2 separate regions of the Homo sapiens genome follow, and region 2 is linked to region 1. Evidence: read pairs that join two places in POLR2A ChIA-PET (ENCODE). Cell type or tissue: PC-9. All regions are shown on one strand. Links, peaks and the distances in the headings refer to the core of each region. The heading gives the core; the rest is flanking DNA.

Evidence for each region. ChIA-PET counts read pairs that join two places held together with the same protein. Peaks named below come from ENCODE experiments on the same cell type or tissue, not always from the same donor. Only the 100,000 strongest peaks of a DNase experiment are listed, where the experiment ranks them.
Region 2: POLR2A ChIA-PET joins it to region 1 with 8 read pairs; 7 of 35 experiments call an interaction of 5 or more read pairs at or near these places.

Annotation. Positions count from the first base shown.
Region 1 is chr5:172,273,468-172,278,839 of GRCh38, reverse strand. All of the region lies in intron 1 of UBTD2 (ubiquitin domain containing 2), which reads left to right. Among named protein-coding and RNA genes, the nearest start is that of UBTD2, 7.6 kb to the left of the region's middle. In PC-9, for the core only: no CTCF peak of the experiment used is centred there; DNase peaks (open chromatin) are centred at 2,429 and 3,219; H3K4me3 peaks cover 404 bases; H3K27ac peaks cover 3,127 bases.
Region 2 is chr5:172,044,179-172,049,550 of GRCh38, reverse strand. STK10 (serine/threonine kinase 10) reads left to right here. Exons shown (of 19, transcript NM_005990.4): 19 at 4,529-5,372. The coding sequence ends at 4,669. Among named protein-coding and RNA genes, the nearest start is that of FBXW11, 40 kb to the right of the region's middle. In PC-9, for the core only: no CTCF peak of the experiment used is centred there; no DNase peak of the experiment used is centred there.

The DNA of each region.
Region 1 (5,372 bases), core at 122-5,121:
TCACGCCATTGCACTCCAGCCTGGGTGACAGAGTGAGACTCGGTCTCAAAATAAATAAATAAAAATAAAATTGTGGCAAAACATATAACAATTACCGTCTCAACCATTTTTAAATGTGTAATTCAGTGGCATTGATTATATTCACAACGTTGTGTGGTCCTATATGTAGAATCATAAAATATTTGCCCTTTTGTTTGTGGTTTATTTACTTACCATAAAGTCTCCCGTGTTCATCCTGTTGTAGCATGTATTTGTACTCTATCCTTTTTATGGCTAAATAATATTCCATTGTATGTATATACCGCTTTTTTTTTTTTTTCCCCTGAGGCAGAGTCTCACTCTGCCTAGGCTGGAATGCAATGGTGTGATCTCAGCTCGCTGCAACCTCTACCTCCCAGGTTCAAGCGATTCTCCTGTCTCAGCCCTCCGAGTAGCTGGGATTATAGGTACGCACCACCACGCCTGGCTAATTTTTTGTATTTTTAGTAGAGACGGGGTTTCACCATGTTGGCCAGGCTGGTCTCCAACTCCTGCCCATGTATATACCACTTTTTTTTTTATCCATTCATCTGTTGGACATTTGGGCTGCTTCCAGATTTTGGTGTGAATGATGCAGCTCTGAACTTTGGTGTACAAGTGTCTGTTTTCAATCTCTGTTTCCAGTTCTTTCAGCTGGATAGGAGTGGAATTAATGGGTCATATGGTAATTCTGTGTTTACCTTTTTGAGAAACTACCAGATTATTTTCTACCACTTATTCTTACCAGCAGTGTATGATGGTTCCAGTTTCTCTCTTTTCACCATCACTTGTTATATTCCATTTTTTAAATTACAGCAATTCTGAAGTAGTATCTCTTAGTTTGATTTGCATTTTCCTGATGAGTAGTGGTGTTGAGCACCTGTTTTCATGTCCATTTATATATCTTCCCTGGAGAAATATTTATGCCCTTTGCTCATTTTTTGAGTTATTTGGCTTTTTTTTTTTTTTTGAGTGGTAAGAGTTTTATATATTCTGGATATTGAACCCTTATCAAATATATGATATGCAGATATTTTCCCCCATTCTGTGAGTTGTCTTTTCATTCTCTCGATGGTGTCCTTTCATGTACAAAGTTGTTGTTGTTGTTGTTGTTTTTTAATAGAGTCTCGCTCTGTTACCCATGATGGAGTGCAATGGCGTAATCATGGCCTACTGCAGCCTCTACCTCCGGGGCTTAGCCAATCTTCCTGGTTCAGCCTCCTGAGTAACTGGGACCACAGGTGTGCACCACCACAGCCAGCTAATTTTTAAATTTTTGTAGAGACGGGGTCTTTCTGTGTTGTTGAGGCTGGTCTCAAACTCCCGGGCTTAAGTGATCCTCCCTCCTTGACCTCCCAAAATGCTGGGATTACAGACGTGAGCCACCGTGCATCACCTAAAGTTTGTAATTTTAATGATGTCCGATTTATCTATTTTTTTCTTCTGTTGCTTGTGCTTCTAGTTTCAGTTTTAAATATAAAGTAACCTTTCACTGATGTATACAGAATAGATCTATAGCCAATAATTTGCAAATCTCACAGCTAACATTTGCTTTCTCAACAAGAAGTGGAAAACTTTTATTTCCTCTGTCTGATCTGATGAAAGGTTATTAGCAGTGAAATGGTTTATAGAAGTTGACAATTCAGTTAACAGGGTAGCTAAAAAAGAAAAAAAGTTGACAAAAGTAATTCATAAATGTACTTCGTCTTCTTTTTGTTCCCTTCTTTTTTTTTTTTTTTTTTTTTTTTTTTTTTGAGACAGAGTCTGCTTTGTCACCCAGGGTGGAGTACAGTGGCATGATCTCGGCTGACTGCAATCTCCGCCTCCCAGGTTGAAGCAATTCTCCTGCCTCAGCCTCCCGAATAGCTGGGATTACACGTGTGCACCTCCACACCGGCTAATTTTTGTATGTTTAGTAGAGACGGGGTTTCACTGTGTTGGCCAGACTGGTGTCGAAATCCTGACCTCAAGTGATCCCCTGCCTCAGACTCCCAAAGTGCTGGAATTACAGTTGTGAGCCACTGTGCCTGGCCATTTTGTTTCCTTTTTTTGTCTTCTTCCTTCCCTCCCTCCCTTCTCTCCCCCTTTCCCTTTCTTCCGTCTTTCCCTCCCTCCCTTTCTTTGTCTCTGCACCCCAATAATGAACCTTACAAATGAAACCATCTGTCCTAAGGAACATAATGCAACTGGCCCACATTACGGGGTCAGAAGGCGTGGGGGACTGATCTTCACCCCAGTTGATTCTCCAGCTCAGTTTGTAAACTGATAGTACATGAGTCACATCCAGTCAACAAACATGCTTTGTTTGGCCTGTATGATGTTTTTAAAAACATACCAGATAGAAGAATGGTTATGAAGTAAAGCTTGGAAGTGGTTGTAAACAATACATGCATGGGGTAATCGTTGGTAAAGTGGCTGCTTTGGCTTGAGCAGTGTGTGTGAGAGAAAATGATGGAGAAACTGGACAGGTATTGCGTAGGATGTTAGTGTGGACTCTTGAAGAGAAGAGCTTATCTGATGAAAAGAATGTACTGACTGCTAAATATCATTCACTAAATATTAGTTGAACCACTATTATGTACTAGTTACTGGGATTACAACAGGGAAAAAAAAATCTCTGCCCTCAAAGGAATTTACAGTCTAGTATTTTGCTGCTCAGAAAGTTTTGTCTCTGGAGCAGCAATATCGGCATCACCTTGGGAGCATGTTAGAAATTCAGAGCCTTAGACCTACAGAATCTGCATTTTCACAAGATTCTCAAGTGATTTCCTATGTACATTAATGTTTGAGAAGCATTGGTATAGGATTGCCTAAAGTGGGAAGAGACTAGGATGAGGAACCCATGAGGGAAAAAAATGGAATGAGTTGGTGATTTATTGGATGTAGGGGTACAGAAGAGAAAAGGAGAAGTAAAATAATACCATGTTTATGAACCCGAGTGACCAGGAATATTGAGGTAGCTTGGCAGGTTTTGTGGAATAAGAAAGATATCTGGGAAAAGCCCTGGTTTAGCATTCAGTATATGTTAAGGTGTAGGTGACAGAAGAATGTCTAAGTGGAGTCACCATGTAGTGTGGTACGGAAATTTAGATAGGGAACTCCTAGATGCTTAGGGCTATGATTGTGGATTTTGGGATCAGCTGGGGTGAGTTGACTGAAGGTGTAAAAGTGAGTGACTGCTAATAAGTAAGTGAAAGAGGAGGAAAATACTAAGAATTGAGTCATGAGAGTTTCATAAAGGGTGAAGCAATAAGAAAATCACCTCTAATCAGGCCTGACACATAGTAAGTAGGTACTTAGTATACTGAATTTTGTTGAATTGGGAAAGAGGGAAGCAGGTCTCTGCTTGTGAAACTAATCTGGTTGTATTTAGAACGGATCATTCTTGTAATTTCAGAAAATAATTTGGTTCAGTAACTTGGTTCTAGCTGTGGTGTGATACCGTTTGGCTGTGTTCCCACCCAAATCTCATCCTGAATTGTAGTTTTCATAATCTCCACGTGTCATGGGAGATACCCAGTGGGAGGTAATTGAATCATGGGGGCGGTTACCTCCATGCTGTTCTTGTGATAGTGAGTGAGTTCTCACAAGATTTGTGGTTTTATCAGGGGCTTTCCCCGCTTTTGCTCGGCACTTCTTCCTCCTGCCATGTGAACAAGGACGTGTTTGTTGCCCCTTCCACCGTGATTGTAAGTTTCCTGAGGCCTCCCCAGCCCTGCGGAACTGTGAGTCAATTAGACTTCTTTCCTTTATAAATTACCTAGTCTCAGGCAGTTCTTTGTTTTTGAGACGGAGTCTCGCTCTGTTGCACAGGCTGGAGTGCAGTGGCGCAATCTTGGCTCACGGCAAACTCCACCTGCTGGGTTCATGCCATTCTCCTGCCTCATCCTCCCAAGTAGCTGGGACTACAGGCGCCCGCCACCATGCCTGGCTAATTTTTTGTATTTTTAGTAGAGTTGGGGTTTCACCGTGTTAGGATGGTCTCAATCTCCTGACCTCATGATCCGCCCACCTCGGCCACCCAAAGTGCTGGGATTACAGGCATGAGCCACCGCGCCTGGCCTCAGGCAGTTCTTTATAGTAGCATGAGAACGGACTAATACATAGTGTTTGCAAAAATTCTAGCTGTAGTTTGTTACTCATATCCTAAAACAAGGTAGACTTCTTAGGTATACAATTCCAGAATATACCAGTAGCCCTTTTGAGGTTGGTGTGGTTCAGGACAAACACATTCTCTGTAAGACTTTCTTCACCAAGAATGTCCAGTGTACTTCTTTCTTATGTATTTTCAGTGTCCATTATGTTCTACACATCATCTAACTGGTTTATTGAATTTTCTTATGCTTCTATTCTTTGGTTTGTGCCAATAGTAAAGAGTAAAACAGCCAGGTGCAGTGGCTCACACCTGTAATCCCAGCACTTTGGGAGGCTGAGGCGGGCGGATCATGAGGTCAGGAGATCAAGACCATCCTGGCCAACATGGTGAAAGCCTGTCTCTGCTAAAAATACAAAAATTAGCTGGGCATGGTGGCACGTGCCTGTAGTCCTAGCTACTTGGGAGGCTGAGGCAGGAGAATCGCTTGAACCCGGGAGGTGGAGGTTGCAGTGAGCCGAGATTGTGCCACTGCACTCCAAGCCTGGCGACACAGCGAGGCTCCGTCTCAAAAAAAAAAAAAAAAAAAAAAAGTAAAGCAAAATTGAGCATGAGGAGGACTGAAGATTTAGTCTCCTTGTATCCCTAGTGTGACAGTGGAGGTGAAAATCCTTCATATTTTCTGGGTCGGTGAGCTCTGGGGCTTTATGAGAGAGGTGCCTAAAATTTCATACCACTTTGGCAAGAGACTTTTAGGACATTTACATGATACAAAGCAGAAGGCAGCAAATTTTACTAGGAGGAGTGGAGTTGTAGGGAGGGGACCAAAAAGAAAATGGGCAGCAAGAAGATATAGGTTGAAAATACAGTGGTACTCTGGGTTGGCAGGTATGAGAACCTAATATATAGGTCAAGGAAGCTACAGTCGGAAAATATTAGACATGAGGAGAGCTGAATCCTCTTTGGGAAAAGTTTTAGCACTAGAGTTTACATTAAAAATTGACATAGGCCATTGTAGCTGCTTCCTGATCATCTACCTTCCGTTGGGCTAGTCCCACTCCATTTTCAATTTTCTATCAATAAAGGATTGGAATTTATGTTGGAAAGCCTTTTTTTTTTTTTTTTTTTTTTTTTTTTTGAGACGGAGTCTCACTCTGTCGCCCAGGCTGGAGCGCAGTGGTACAATCTCGGCTCACTGCAACCTCTGCCTCCCAGGTTCAAGCGATTCTCCTGCCTCAGCCTCTGAAATAGCCGGGATTAC
Region 2 (5,372 bases), core at 240-5,239, 230 kb after region 1:
TTATCTCCCGTGAGTCTCATCCCCGACTTGTGCTCTGAGCAGATTTCAGTACCCAAATAGATCTCCATGCCATATGCGCTTCCCTCGTTCCCTGCTGGGCTTTTGCCCAGCCTGTTCCCCTTGCCAGGAATTCTCTACCCACCAGCCTTTGCTTGGCCAACTTCTGTTTGTCTGCATTATTCAGGCCTCCCCCACGGAGGCTGTATGGTGTCTTCTGGGCTCCCCGTCCTTGCCCCTGTCATGGTGTTTATCACATGGGATTGCATTTGTGTGTCATCGTTAGCTTGATGGTTCATTCGTTTGTGTATTAATGCAACACATATTTCTTGAACACCTGCTAAGTGCCCCACGCTGTTTCAGACTCTAGAGACACTGCATTGAACAAAAGGGACAAGTCCATGCCCTCCGGAAGAACCGACCTTCTAGTAAGGGGCCAAGAAGCAGGGAGGGAAACAGCATGGGGGGGTCACAAAGTGAGGCTGCTTCAGACGGTGTGGCAGGAAGATGTCGTCTAAGAAGATGACATCTGAGCCAAGATCTGAAGGACCTGAGGGAGGGAGGCGTGCAGCCGTGGGGGTTTTCAGGGGGACATTCCCAGCACAGGGAAGAGCAACTGCAAAGGCCCGGACACCTTGCTCGTGAAACAAGGAGACCCCTGCGGCCGGAGAGAGTGGTGGTGACGGTGGGAGGTGATAGGAGGTAAAGTCAGAGGGGTGGGGGGCCTGCGTAAAGTCTGGCTTTTACTCTGTGTGAGATGGAAGCCACTGGAGGGTTCTGAGCAGAGGACAAGGTGGTCTGACTCATGTTTTGAAAAGGATCCCGCTGGCTGCCCTCAGGGGTCAAGAGTGGAGGCAGAGAGACCAGTCAGGAAACCATTGTGATAGCCTTGGTGACTAATGATGGCAGCTTGGACTAGGGTGGTATCTTGAACTAGGATGGTATCAGAGGTTGGGGGAATTTGTCCATTTCCTCTCTAGCTGGCACTCTAGACGTTCTTGCTGGTCACCAGCTTTGGGATCTTGGGCAAGCCATCTTCCCCGCTCTGGGCCGTATTAGTCTGGATTCTCTAGAGAAACAGAACCAAGATAGAGAGAGGATGTGTGTGTGTGTGTGTGTGTGTGTGTGTGTGTGTGTGTAGGGAGAGGGAGAGGGAAATTGATTTAGTTATTTTAAGGAATTGGCTTACACGATTGTGGGGGCTGGTAAGTCTGAAATCTGCAGGACAGGTCAGCAGGCTGGAGACCCAGTTGTTGTTGCTGTCTAGAGGCAGAATTCCTTCTCTCTTGTTTTCTCTGAAGGCCTTCAACTGATTGAGGCCCACCCACATGATGAAGGGTAATTTGCATTACTCAGAGTTTACTGATTGAAATGCTAATCACATCTAGAAAATACCTTCATAGTGACATCTAGCTGGTGTTTGACCAAACAGGTGGATACCGTGGCCTTGCCAAGCTGACACATAAAATTAACCATCACAGAAATCAGTCGGGCACAGTGGCGCATGCCTGTAATCCCAGCTACATGGGGGGCTGAGGCAGGAGAATGGCTTGAACCCGGGAGGCGGAGGTTGCAGTGAGCCAAGATCGCATCACTGCACCCCAGCCTGGGTGACAGAGCAAGACTCCGTCTCAAAAAAAAAAAAAAAAAAAAACCCAAAAAACATGGGACCTCAGTGTGGTTATTTGTACAGTGAAGCTATCAATACTGCAAGGTTATGTCAGAAGTTGCCAGCACATAGTACAGGCCAAGGACATACTCATTCCCCTAAACTCTCTGAGGAGAGAACTGCCCAAGTTACTCTTAATCTCATGCCCACGGGTCCTGAAGTCCTGAGGTTTGTTCTGCCATCGTACATCAGTTCTGCTTACTGTAACTGTGGTCTGGACAGGAGGCAACTGCCCATCTCAGCTGTGTGATGGCCTTGGGAGTCCTTGAATTGAGGCCTCCCTCCCTGCGCTCATGGAGCTTTCTGGCTGGAAGCTGGCCAAGATCCCAGACTTCCTGTTAGGCCCACGCTCATCAGTTTCTGTAACCATGGTCTGCTGGGACTTTCCATACTTGACAGTCAAGTCAATAATGTTCCTGCTGACATAGGTTGGTTCTGCAATCAGGAAATGAACGTCCACCTGGTTCTCTTACCTGGGGGTTCTATACCCTTGGCCTATCCTGAGAGAGTTTGAAAATGAATGATCGCGTTTCCTCTAGCTATTGCCTTATGTCTCAGATCGCTTCAAAGAGGGGCCTGGGCTCAGGGGAGGCACCACGAGTGTGCAGTTGGGAAGCCAGCATTGGACTTTGCCTGTGGGGGCTGCCTCTTTGCAGAATTCTTTATAGAATTCTTCTGTCATTAGCTGCTTGGGTTTCTGCTGGAACAATGACCCGGAGGTGATGATTTTCATTCGAGAATAAATGGTCTTTTACATTCTTGCATTACGGTCAGCAGCCTGTGAACCCCCTGCCTTGTATGGAGGCAGGGAGATGATTGTACATTGTGGAGTATTTTTAGAAAAATTCAGATGTATTTCGAGTAAGTACGGAATATCTGGTAGAGTCAATGAAGTGTTGCTTGGGTCAGTGTTCACACAGAATGTGGCCTCAAACAAGTCAAATCTTCCCTCCTGAACCCTGGCTTTTCGGGCTGTAAAATGTAGATAATATTTATTTCCTTAAAGTAGGTGTTAGCAAACCACTGCCAATGTCCTAATCTGGCCCACCACCTATATTTGTAAATAAAGTTTTATTGGAACACAGCCATGCTCGTTCATTTACAGATTGTCTGTGGCTGATTTTGTACTACAGTGGCAGTTGAGTAGTCACAATAGAGACCAAATATGTCCTGCAAAGCCAAAAATGTTTACTATCTGTCACATAACAGAAAAAAGATCGCTGACTCTGGCGTAAGAAGGTTGTATTGAGAAATATATGTGGTGGGTAGAACAGAATAATGCTTAAACAGCCCAGGCTTTGGAGTCACACAGGTGGGATGAAGTCCTAACTCCTCCATTACTAGTTGTGAAACCTTGGGCAAGTTACTAAACCATTCTGTGCTCAAAAAGTAGTAGCTATTATTATTAAATTGTTGGTATTCCTAGAGCAGAGGTCCCAAACTGATAGCCTATGTGCTGGAATTGGCTTACAGGCATGGTATGTTTGGCCAACATAGTGATGTAAAAAAAATTTTTTTTTTTTTTTTTGAGACAGAGTCTTGCTCTGTCACCCAGGCTAGAGTGCAGTGGCACGATCTCGGCTCACTGCAACTTCCACCTCGCCTCAAGTGATTCTCCTGCCTCAGCCTCCCAAGTAGCTGGGATTACAGGCACACACTACCAGACCTGGCTAATTTTTGTGTTTTTAGTAGAGATGGGGTTTCGCCTTGTTGGCCAGGCTGGTCTTGAACTCCTGACCTCAGGTGATCCGCCCGCCTTGGCCTCCCAAAGTGCTGGGATTACAAGGCTGAGACACCGCACCTGGCCTGTAAATTGTTTAAAAGATGTCCACTTTTAAGTATATAAGGAGATTTTACATTAAAATCTTGATTTCCAGTTTCTTTAGAAAATCCTAGGCCAGGCGCGGTGGCTCACGCCTGTAATCCAAGCACTTTGGGAGGCCAAGGTGGGTGGATCACATGAAGTCAGGAGTTTGAGACCAGTCTGGCCAACACGATGAAACCCCTTCTCTATTAAAAATACAAAAATTAGCCAGTCATGGTGGCAGGTGCCTGTAATCCCAGCTACTGGGGAGGCTGAGTCAGGAGAATCACTTGAACCTGTGAGGCTGAATTTGCAGTGAGCCAAGATAGTGCCACTGCACTCCAGCCTGGGCGACAGAGCAAAACTCTGTCTCAAAAAAAAGAAAAATATTTCTGGTAGGATCCAATTTACCTAGATAAACTTGCTTGTGCCCAAGGGAACCTCCCGCAGTGCTTTTCAACTAGAGCTCTCCTCTGAGTTACCTGAAGAGTTTGTACAGTACAGAAGGCCTTGGTCCCACCACAGATCTTCAAAATCCGAACCTCTGGGTTTAGGCAAAGGCACGTGTATTTTGTTTTTGTTTTTGTTTTTGTTTTTGAGATGGAGTCTCGCACCGTCGCCCAAGTTGGAGTGCAGTGGCGCAATCTCAACTCAGGCATGTGTATTTTGAAAAAAAAAACTTCTGACATCTCTGCTTCCTTTGCTGCTCAGTCTCTCTCCATCTTCTCCCTCGGGTTTTTCTCCAGTCATTTGGCTGTTTTCCTGCCAGGGGATTTGCATCTGCTTTTTTTTCCTCCCTGCCCCGTCTAGATTGACATTTCCCCCAACTGTACCCTTCAGTCCACAGGGAGCTTCTGAGTGGCGGTGGCAGGAGGTGGTACTTACCTCCTGTGGGAGGAGCTCTAGGGTAGGAAATAGGGAAGCCGTAGTTTCTCAAGCACTGAGGCCTGGAAGGGAATGTTCCAGAGAAGGCCATGTCAGTGGGGGTCCTGTGAGTGGGAGACCCACGTGTGGCCTGCAGATCTCACCAAGTGCCATCCATCCTCTCTCTTCCCTAGGCTCTGGAAGAGGATCTGAACCAGAAGAAGCGGGAGCAGGAGATGTTCTTCAAGCTGAGCGAGGAGGCGGAGTGCCCAAACCCCTCCACCCCAAGCAAGGCCGCCAAGTTCTTCCCCTACAGTTCTGCGGATGCTTCTTAACAACCGCCCGGGGCTGTGGCTGGCAGCTTGGTGGGCCCCAGGGCCTTCTCCTTCATTCTCTGTGAACATGTAACTCAGGACCCCTTTTCCCTCTTGCGTCTGTGCCAGCTCAAATCCAGCCCCTCGCCCTGTGCCACCCCAACTGTGCCTGATAGACCTGCCCCAGCGTTCCTGACTTCTTGCTGGCCTGTGGAGGGTGAGGTGTAATTATTTGTCACCTGAACCTAATGTATATTCTCCTTGAGCCCCAGATCCCTTCAAGCTGGAAGGGATGGGGCTGTTGGTGGGGTCAGGGTCCAAGAGGAATGGGTGTTCTGTGGCCTCGAGTCCTCTCCTGTTTGCGAAAATACCAGTTTTGCTCTCTGTGGGACAAAGCACTGCTGATGAAGTCCCCGTGGGCTCATCCGGGCTGGAATTCTTGGTTTTTCAGCCATTCCCTGCAGAGTCACTCAATCATCAAGTCCCTCACAGCCATTTCTGTTCCCAGAGGAGCCAGGCCTGCAGCTGGCTGCTCAGGAGATGGCCTCATTCCTCCTGTTCTCCCAGTTTGCTTTCCACTTAAGACAAAGCCTTGTCTATGTGGGGGGCGGGGACCGGGGAAAGAGGGAGGCTGAAATGTTTATTCTGCTTCTCCCGTGTTTCATGCCATCTCGCGTCCCCCTTCCTGCACATGGGTGTGAATGCACACACATACGCGTACACA